Linked DNA regions of Homo sapiens: region 1 is linked to region 2. Evidence: chromatin contacts called from ENCODE Hi-C or POLR2A ChIA-PET data. All regions are on one chromosome and are shown on one strand. Each heading gives the region's core, a stretch centred on a gene start or an enhancer-like site at or near the end of the contact. The rest is flanking DNA. Distances are from core to core; before and after follow the strand shown. Region 1 holds the start of SCO2 (synthesis of cytochrome C oxidase 2). Region 2 holds the start of TRABD (TraB domain containing).

Region 1 (2,700 bases), core at 1-2,500, 340 kb after region 2:
GGACCCGAGGCTTGAGCTGAGAGAGCCTGTGCCAAGCTGTGGGGCTCCGAGTCAGCAGCAGCATGGATCTGATGCTCCTGGAAACAAGCACAGGCGTCAGGAGCCAGAAGGGAAGGCCCAGGACAGTGCCTGGGCTGCCCCTGCGACTTGAGACCAGCCACCCATCTGAAGGACCCAGCCCACGTTCAGGCTTAACAGGCATTTGCAGCTGCTCACCTGAGCTCAGAACTCCACCTCCACCAAACATCCACACCTGGGCAACCACACCTGTCACTCCTGTCCTCTACCTGGGATCACCAGCCTGTCACCGCACCCTGCCCTGCACCTGCACCTCAGCAAGGTGAACCTCTTGCTGACGGAAAGCATTCCAAGTGCATGCCTTGCCTGAACTAACCACGTTATCTATTTGCAATAAACCCATTTCTTAAAAGGAGGTGGGTAACTCTCTGGCTTGCAATCCCCGAGAGCAACCGATTCCTCCAACACTTTCCTGTTACCTCCAGCCACTTCAACCAACCGCGGCCTTCCTCCACACTCCCAGCAGAAAACCTGCACGACCTACCCCCGGAGCTCAGACTCTGCCCGCCGGCTGTGTTTAACCTCTCCTGGCAGAGACGCACGACACTTCCACCCGCCACAAAACCCCACCCTCCTCACATCCAGGCTTCCCAGCAGCTCCTCCGGGCTCACAGCCGACGCCCTGCCTTTGCGTTGGTGACCTTTGAGCCTTTCCCACGGGCCCCCGCAGAAGGTTTGCTAGGTGGAGGTCTCAGGACTCCCGGTCACTGCCCCCTCCTGCTGAGGGCACCCTCCCGAGGACTCACTGCACCCCCGCCCGGGCGGTTCTGGGTTTGTGCCCTCCCCAGCAAGGCCAGCGCCCTCGTGGCCAGAAAGGTTCCAGGACCACTCGAAGCGCCGCGCGAGCGCGTTATAACTGTGCTTGGCCGCGAGAACACCGGTGCCTGCTGGGAGCCTCCCACGGGCGCCCCAGCCTCGCTCCGGCCTCCAGCGCGCCCTGGGGTGTGCCCCGCCAGCCCCGCGCAGTAGCCGGAGCTGGGAAACTACCCCGGAGTCCAGCGAGTCCTCAGGGCTACCTCCTCCCCTCCCAGCCCCGGCGTCCGCACCTCGCGGCGGGGCCGCGCGTCAGTGGACCAAGCACGAGAGGAAGCGCCGACCTCCAGCTCCCTGCGCTCTGCCCCGCCGGCTCAGGGAAAGCGGGCGCCACACGCTCACAGGCAGGGCGCAGGCGTCCCCGGAGCTGCGCATGCGCACACGGGCGCAGCCGCTGACAGGCTCTCAGCGCGTGCGCGGAAGGCGGAGCCCGCCGGGGGTCACGTGTTCATCGAGACGGCCCCCGCCTCCGCAGCCCTGGATCCTTCCGCTCCCGCCCAAGCACTGACAAGGTTTCGCGGCAAAGGAGCTTTATTGCTGCGGCGGCAGAACGAGCTCTGCGAAGGGCGAGGGGGCGGCGAATGGCGCGCGGTCGGAGAGTACGAGCGCCTCCTGCAGGGCGCGGCTCTGCGGGCCGCTGAGCGCGGGGCCGTCCCGGTGCACGCGGAGCCAGGGGGTCCCTGCAGAGCGAGGGGCTGTTAGAGGCCGCGCGGCCGGAGCTGGGCGGGGGTGCGGGGCCAGCAGGGCGGGGGCGGCGCTCACCACGGCGCAGCCTCTGACCCACGTCGACCAGCAGCTCTGCGCCCACCCCCAGGCGGAGCGGCTCCCCAGCGCGGCTGCGCCCGGCCCCGAGCTCGTGCAGCACCAGCGCCAGCGGCAGCGCCCGGACCAGCTCCACGGTGCCTGCGGGGAGAGGGGCTGAGAGGCGCGGGCTCGGGAAGGGGCGGGGCCTCGGGAAGGGAAGGGGATGGCGGAGGCGGAAGGACGGGGACTCCCCCGACGCTCACCATCTGCGGGCGCCAGCAGCTCCTCCTGCTCCCGGGCGCGAGGCAGCAGCTGCCGGCGTTCTGCGGGACTTCCCGAGCACAGGGCTCGGGCCAGACCGGGATCCACGCCCTGCGCCGCCAGCATCCGCTCGAAGCGGCCAAGGGCCGAGCCGTCGTCCAGCGCCGCGGCCACCCGGGCAGCGCCCTGGGCCTGAGTCCCCGCGTGTCCGCTGAGCCAGAGCAGGGCGCCCCCTGCGGGCGGGGACGGGTCTTAGGCGCGGCCGGGTCGGGGCGGCCCCAGCGGGAAGCACCCCCCGCCGCCTCCGCTCCCCTACACCCCGTCCCCCTCACCGAGCGTGGTGACCAGGTCCCTTAAGTCTGGCGGGCCTGCGCCGTCCATGCAGAGCAGCGCCTCCTCCACCTCCAGGGCGTGGCCCACGCAGCGACCCAGGGGCTTGTCCATGGCGGTCAGCGCTGCCGCGACCCGAAGCCCTAGGCTGGCTCCCACGCCAACCTGCGGAGAGGAGGCTCAGCGTGGACCCCCCATGGCGGGGCCTTCTGCAGCCGGTTCTTGGTCGAACTCCAGCCCCTGCTGCACCCTGGGTTGCCAGCCCCCCAGCATGAAGTCAGGGAAGGATTGGGGTGGGGAAGAGACACGAGTGAAGTGCGACACCTCGCCATGGGGCCAGGAGGAACTTGTACTTGGTCTGGGGCAGGAACGCCACAGAGGGCTTCCCCAGGTCCAGGCCGGGCCAGCCTTGACCTCTAAAGTCACAGCAGGTTAGGAAGCCGTGAAGGAGGGAGGGACTTCGGGCAGAAGAGG
Region 2 (5,119 bases), core at 2,589-5,088:
TTCACGCTCACCTAAGTCAGGACACCTCCCCAGCCTGCATGCCCATGTGCCCAGCATTCCCACGTCCAGGAGAGGGACCCGGTGTCACAGATCCCGGCCCAGGCCAGCCTGGTTGTGCAGGGAGGGCTGAGCCCTGGGCCTTGACAGCATCACCTTGGTGCTGCACCCACAGACCAGCTCAGTGGTGAGGGTGGGCAGGACATGGCAGCTGAGGAGACCCGAGGGATGGCGGCCTCCAGAGGTAGCGTTTGCCATGGGCGTCCTTGCTGCTCGCCAGCTGGGGCTGGGGACCCTCCTCACCCTCACACATGCACCCCGCCCACCTGCACCTGTCCTCCCTGCCCCAGCAGCCACCCGGCATCCCGCATGGCTCGGCTCAGGTAGGGAGACGTCCAGTAGTCCTTGGGGGCAGCCGGTCTGCGTGGTGCTGAGTCCCGCAGGCCCTGCCTCCCAGCTTGTGAGAGGAGCTGTCGCTGCCCAGAAAACGTCTAGGCCGAGGTGGGGCTTGAGCTGAGCCGGGGGACACAGGAGGCCTCAGGTGGAGCCACCTGGAGACTTCAATGTGACCAGGGCCATGGGCAGCAGCCACACTGCCCATCCCCCGCCTGTGCGCCTCAGCCTGGCAGGAGGTATGAAACCAACTCCTGTCTGGAAAGAGGTTCATGCCTCAAGTGAGCACCCTGCCCTGTGCTGGAGCTGGCCCTCCCTCTGCGCGGCCCGTGCTGGGGAGCTGGTGTCCGTCCTACAGTGAGACGCTGGCTCCCACCTCTCCCAGGTAACATCACCACCTTATCCCCAGACCTGTTCCTCTGGCTGTGTCCTTGCCAGCTGTGCCACGTTCCTAGAGGCAGGCGGGCAGAGGCCTGAAAGGGTGGCGCTCACCCTTGGCACTGGGTCAGGGCTGAACCGGCCCCAACCGCCTTCCCCCATAGGGCTCCCTCCCTCCCCTTGCCCCAACGCCTGCTTCTGTGGGATCTGTCACTCTGCTCCGAATGGGACTTGGCCCTTCCTCAAGGTCCACCCCTTGAGGACAAAGCCAGCCGGGGACCAAGACGGTCCCTCCCAGCACAAATGGCTTCACACAGTTTGTTTCTGTTCCTGAGAGCCCCCACCCTCCCTAGGACTCCTCCTCACTCCCCCCAGGGCACCTCCAGAAACCCTCCTCTGGCTGCTCCAGGAACAGGGCATCCACATGGCCAGCCCCCCGGCGTCAGGGCCTCAAAAGCTCTGGCACCCCAGGTGCACGTCCTCCACCTCCACCTGACCCTCTTCCCAAGGCAACCCCGCCTGCCCCCCACGGCAGAAGGGACAGAGCCTGCCCAGAGAAAAGCAGGCTTGGGAGCAGAACTTTAGAAGACAAGCCCAGCCTGAGATGTGGGTGGTGGCCCAGGGCCTGCGGCTGAGGTCCTGCCTCAGTTTCCCCAGCACGCTCCCTGAGGACTCAATCTCCCCCTTTTCTGCTTCTCGCCCCTCACAGCCTAGTGCAGCCCTGCAGGGGACCCCAGCCGGATCGGAGGGCAGTTCTGCTTCTCCACTGTCTGCTGCCCACCGGGGGCTGGGATCTCGGACACTCTCCCCTCCCCAACTGGCCACCTTGCCCAGGTGAGTCAGAGGGTCGTTCTGCAGCCCGGGGGCCAGCGTTGGTTTGAAATAGTGCCCCCTCCTGCCCCTCCCCCTCCCTGAGCATAAGCAGGCCTGGCAGGTGGATAGAACCGTCCCTCTCATGGAGAAGGAGGGGCTCCAGGAGGACCTTGCACCCATCCCAGATGGCCAAGACTGAGAACCCAGGCCTCCAGCCCCCAGGCCAGGGATCTTCCCTCCACACCAGCCCAGCACTGAGAAATGGGTGAGGTGGAGCCGGGGCGACTGCCACCCGCTGCCCTCCTGTGAGGATGTGGCCGAGATGGTCGGAAAGGCAGAATGACCACAAAGGCAGCGAACAATGAGAATCAATGGAGAGGATGTGAACCAGAGGCCCTAGGGCCCAAAGTGAGTGTCCTTCACCAAGGAGGACAGAGGCCTCTCTAAGGCCAGGCCTGGCCATTTGGGGACCAGGAAGCTGTAGGAGGGGGCGGGGCCTCTTGTGTAAGAATGCTCAGTGGGCAGCCAGCCCAGCCTGCTGCCGTGTGGACAGGCATTTTCACCCATCCGCCCCACCCCGGGAGGACCACCTGCAGACTCAGGACCAGGGACCTGAGGGGACCCCTGCAGGCCACCCGAGCCGGGGCAGCTCCTCAGAACCTGGGGCTGGGGCCGGGGCCTCCCTTCCTGGAGCCTGGAAGGAAGCAGGCTCCCCAGCACGGAGTCCTGGTGGACGGCCTCAGGCAGACCCAGACCAAGCCTGGGCGCTGCGTTGGACTCCCCCAACCCCAGGCCTGCTGGGTCAGCCTTCCAGGCTCGCTGAAGGTTCCTGCGTGGGGCAGCCCTCACTGAGGTCCTCCCCGTGGCTCCAGAGAGGAGCTAGTCCTAGGGCACTCGAGTAGAGAGGTGCGCCCTCCTCCCTCTTCTAAATGGTTCCCCAGCTGGCCCCACCTGGCCCCTTTCCCCAACTAACTCATCAGTGCCTGGCAGGAAGACACAGCAGCCCTCCCCCGGTGACTGGAGTCCTGGCCCCAGGGCAGGCCCCGCTCCAAGAACCTGATCCTTTGGCTGGGGCAGGGCCGTAGAGGTGGGCGCAGAGCTTCGGGGAGCTGGCTGTGGGGTCCGCGCATGCAGCCCGCAGGCAAACCATTGCCAGGCCCACGCCTGCACTAAGCCCAGCGCCAGCGCCAGGTCAGCCAAGAACCCGGGGTCGTGGAGGAGGAAGGAAGTCGTGGGCCCGGGATGCGCGGCCGGACCATTGCAGGAGAGCGGGGCAGGCGGACGGCGCAGCAGCTTGCGGGCAGCGAGTCGTCTGCATGCGGCGGCGAAGCGCCCGGGCCCCCGTCCGCGCCGGTGCCCGCAGCGCGCAGCAACTTGGCCGCCGGGTCCCGGCCGCCCCGGTAGAGGCTGGGTACAGCGAGGGGGCCGGGCGCCCGGGCAGGACGGGCGCGGCGGGTGGGGCCTGGCCGTCTCCCCCTGCCCTCGGGGCCGAACACGCACAGCGAGAGTCTAGCGTCGGCGTGGCTGCGGCCAGCCGGGTCCCCCTGGAGGCCTCCGGACGATCGGAAGTGACTGAGCGTCCGGGTCCGTGAGGCCGGGGGTCGGCCCGCCCTAAGACTCCCACCTGGTCCCGGTTCTCCGTCCGCTAGGCTGGCCGCGGGGCCCCTGGGGCCCGACCTTCCCGGGGTGCCCCAACCTGCGGCAAGGCCGAGGTCCCGCTGAGGCATGAGTCCCGGGTCGGGGACCGCTCTGGGCCGACCCCCGGAGGACGGACTAGGCCGATCCCCAGAGGGAAGGGGGCCAGGCCGAGGCCATGGCAGCGCGTTCCCTGATCCCGTGTTCTCGGCTCCTCGCGTCCCACTATCGGCTGTCCCTTTCGTGCGGGACTGACGGCTCACAGAACAGTTACATTTCAATATCATTCGACTGAAAACCATCCTGTGGACGCCGTGCGAGCATTGTCCCCATTTCACAGCTTGGGAGCTGCGACCAGAGAACGTGGGCGCGCCTCGCAAGGCCGTGACCGCGGCGGGACTCGAACCCTCCCTCCTGAGTGCGCGCCGATGTTCCTTAGGACCCGGGAGCGCCGGGGGGGGGGGGGGGGGCGGGGGCCCCGCGCGCTACCCCCTGGGAAGTGTAGTCCGAAGTTGCGGGCCGGGGCCAAGCAGGAGGCGCGTGGGACTACACTTCCCGGCATGCCACGCGGCCGCCGGCGCCCTCGGCCCGTCCGCCCCGCCCCGCCCCGCGGCCCCAGCCCGCCCCGTCCGTTGAGGGCCCGCGCCGCATGGAGGCCGGCTGAGGAGCGCCGCTGCCTCGCCTCGGTACGCCGCGCGGCGCGGACGGCGCGTGCGTGAGGACGGGGCCCAGCACCGAGCGGGGGGCGGGCCCGGGTCAGGGCCGCGGGGTGACTGTGGGGGGCGGGGGGAGCGAGCCCGAGTCGGGGGGTGGGGGCCGGGGGCGGGGGGGGTCAGGCCCGGGTCAGGTTTTGGGGCCGGGGTAGCAGGTCGTGGGGGTCAGGCCCGGATCAGGTTCAGGTTTTGGGGCCGGGGGAGCAGGTCGTGGGGGTCAGGCCAGGGTCAGATTCAGGGTTTGGGGCTGGTAGACCAGGGTCGTTGGGGGCCGGGCCCGGGTCAGGTTTGGGGGCCGGGGTGGCAGGTCGTTGGGGGGGCCAGGCCCGGGTCAGGTTTTGGAGCCGGGGGAGCAGGTCGTGGGGGTCAGGCCCGGGTCAGGTTTGGGGCGGGAGCAGGCCCCGCGCGTCCCCTGCCACCGCTGCCGGGAGCGGCGCTGCCGAGGAGCGGAGCCCCCCAGGGCTGGGGCGGGGAGGGTCAGCGGCGGCCTCGCGGGAAGGCGCGGGTCGGACCTCGAGTCCCAGGGTCCTCGCGGGTCGGGAGGGCCCCAGCCACCCCCGCCTGCCGCCTGCGGTGGAGCCGGCCGAGGTGAGAGTGGAGGAAGGCGGCCCAGGCCTGCGGGTCTCTGGGGGTGCTGGGGGAGGCCGAGCGGGAGGCCCCGGACCCCCGTTGTCCCCTCCGGCCCCGCTGAAACCTGGGGCTTCGCTCTTCTGTAGGTGCCTTTGCCCTTCAATTGGAGCAGAGCGGGGTTCCCATATGGGCGAAGTGGACGCCAGATCGTCCCCCGCTGTGCGCAGCCCAAACTTAAAAGGTCTTTTTAACTGAGCTATCATGAAGCTGCCGTGTGTCTTTGTCAAAACTCTTACAAGAAAGATGGAGTGGGAGCTGTCTGGGCACTAGCGTCCCAGAAACAACCAGGAACTTGTGGAGGTGCTAAGCTCCCTGCGGGGACTCCCGCAGCCTCGGTAGCCTCCAGATGGAAGCCTCCTAGCTTTCAGGTCCCTGAAGAGGCCGTGCAGGCCGCCAGGCTCACTGCGCTGTGTGTCTCTGCTCCCCGCTTGCTGCCGCCGCCCTTGCAGTGTGACTGGTGGGGATGCTGGCCAGCCTCGCCGGAGGCCCTGATGCTGTGGGGTCCGAGGAGGGGGCCTGGCAGGGTGGGTGGGTGGCAGGAGCCTGTGGGGCCCCCTGCA

The links. Hi-C counts contacts between places; a loop is a spot of excess contacts on that map. ChIA-PET counts read pairs that join two places held with the same protein, here RNA polymerase II (POLR2A). Pooled maps may share reads with other maps.
Region 1: a loop to region 2 is called in a map of HL-60/S4, with 3 times the contacts of the local background. The contact joins the promoter of SCO2 here to the promoter of TRABD in region 2. A Hi-C loop is called at or near these places in 6 of 168 maps with a recorded cell type or tissue (B cell, CD14-positive monocyte, CD4-positive, alpha-beta memory T cell and 3 more), 26 of 37 single-sample maps with no recorded cell type and 13 of 50 pooled maps. POLR2A ChIA-PET finds 5 or more read pairs at or near these places in 18 of 52 experiments (B cell, CD4-positive, alpha-beta T cell, CD4-positive, alpha-beta memory T cell and 14 more).

Annotation. Positions count from the first base shown.
Region 1 is chr22:50,524,348-50,527,047 of GRCh38, forward strand. SCO2 (synthesis of cytochrome C oxidase 2) reads right to left here and starts at 1,251. Exons shown (of 2, transcript NM_005138.3): 1 at 1,125-1,251; 2 at 1-77. The coding sequence starts at 64. NCAPH2 (non-SMC condensin II complex subunit H2) reads left to right here. Exons shown (of 20, transcript NM_152299.4): 20 at 1-433. TYMP (thymidine phosphorylase) reads right to left here. Exons shown (of 10, transcript NM_001953.5): 7 at 2,229-2,391; 8 at 1,899-2,129; 9 at 1,654-1,794; 10 at 1,405-1,571. The coding sequence ends at 1,423. RefSeq lists silencers at 923-1,222, 1,433-2,262 and enhancers at 2,353-2,652, 2,461-2,700.
Region 2 is chr22:50,182,075-50,187,193 of GRCh38, forward strand. It overlaps TRABD (TraB domain containing), which reads left to right and starts at 3,839. Exons shown (of 10, transcript NM_001320485.2): 1 at 3,839-3,902. RefSeq lists an enhancer at 1,551-2,126 and silencers at 3,012-3,081, 3,272-3,371, 3,642-4,011, 4,278-4,587.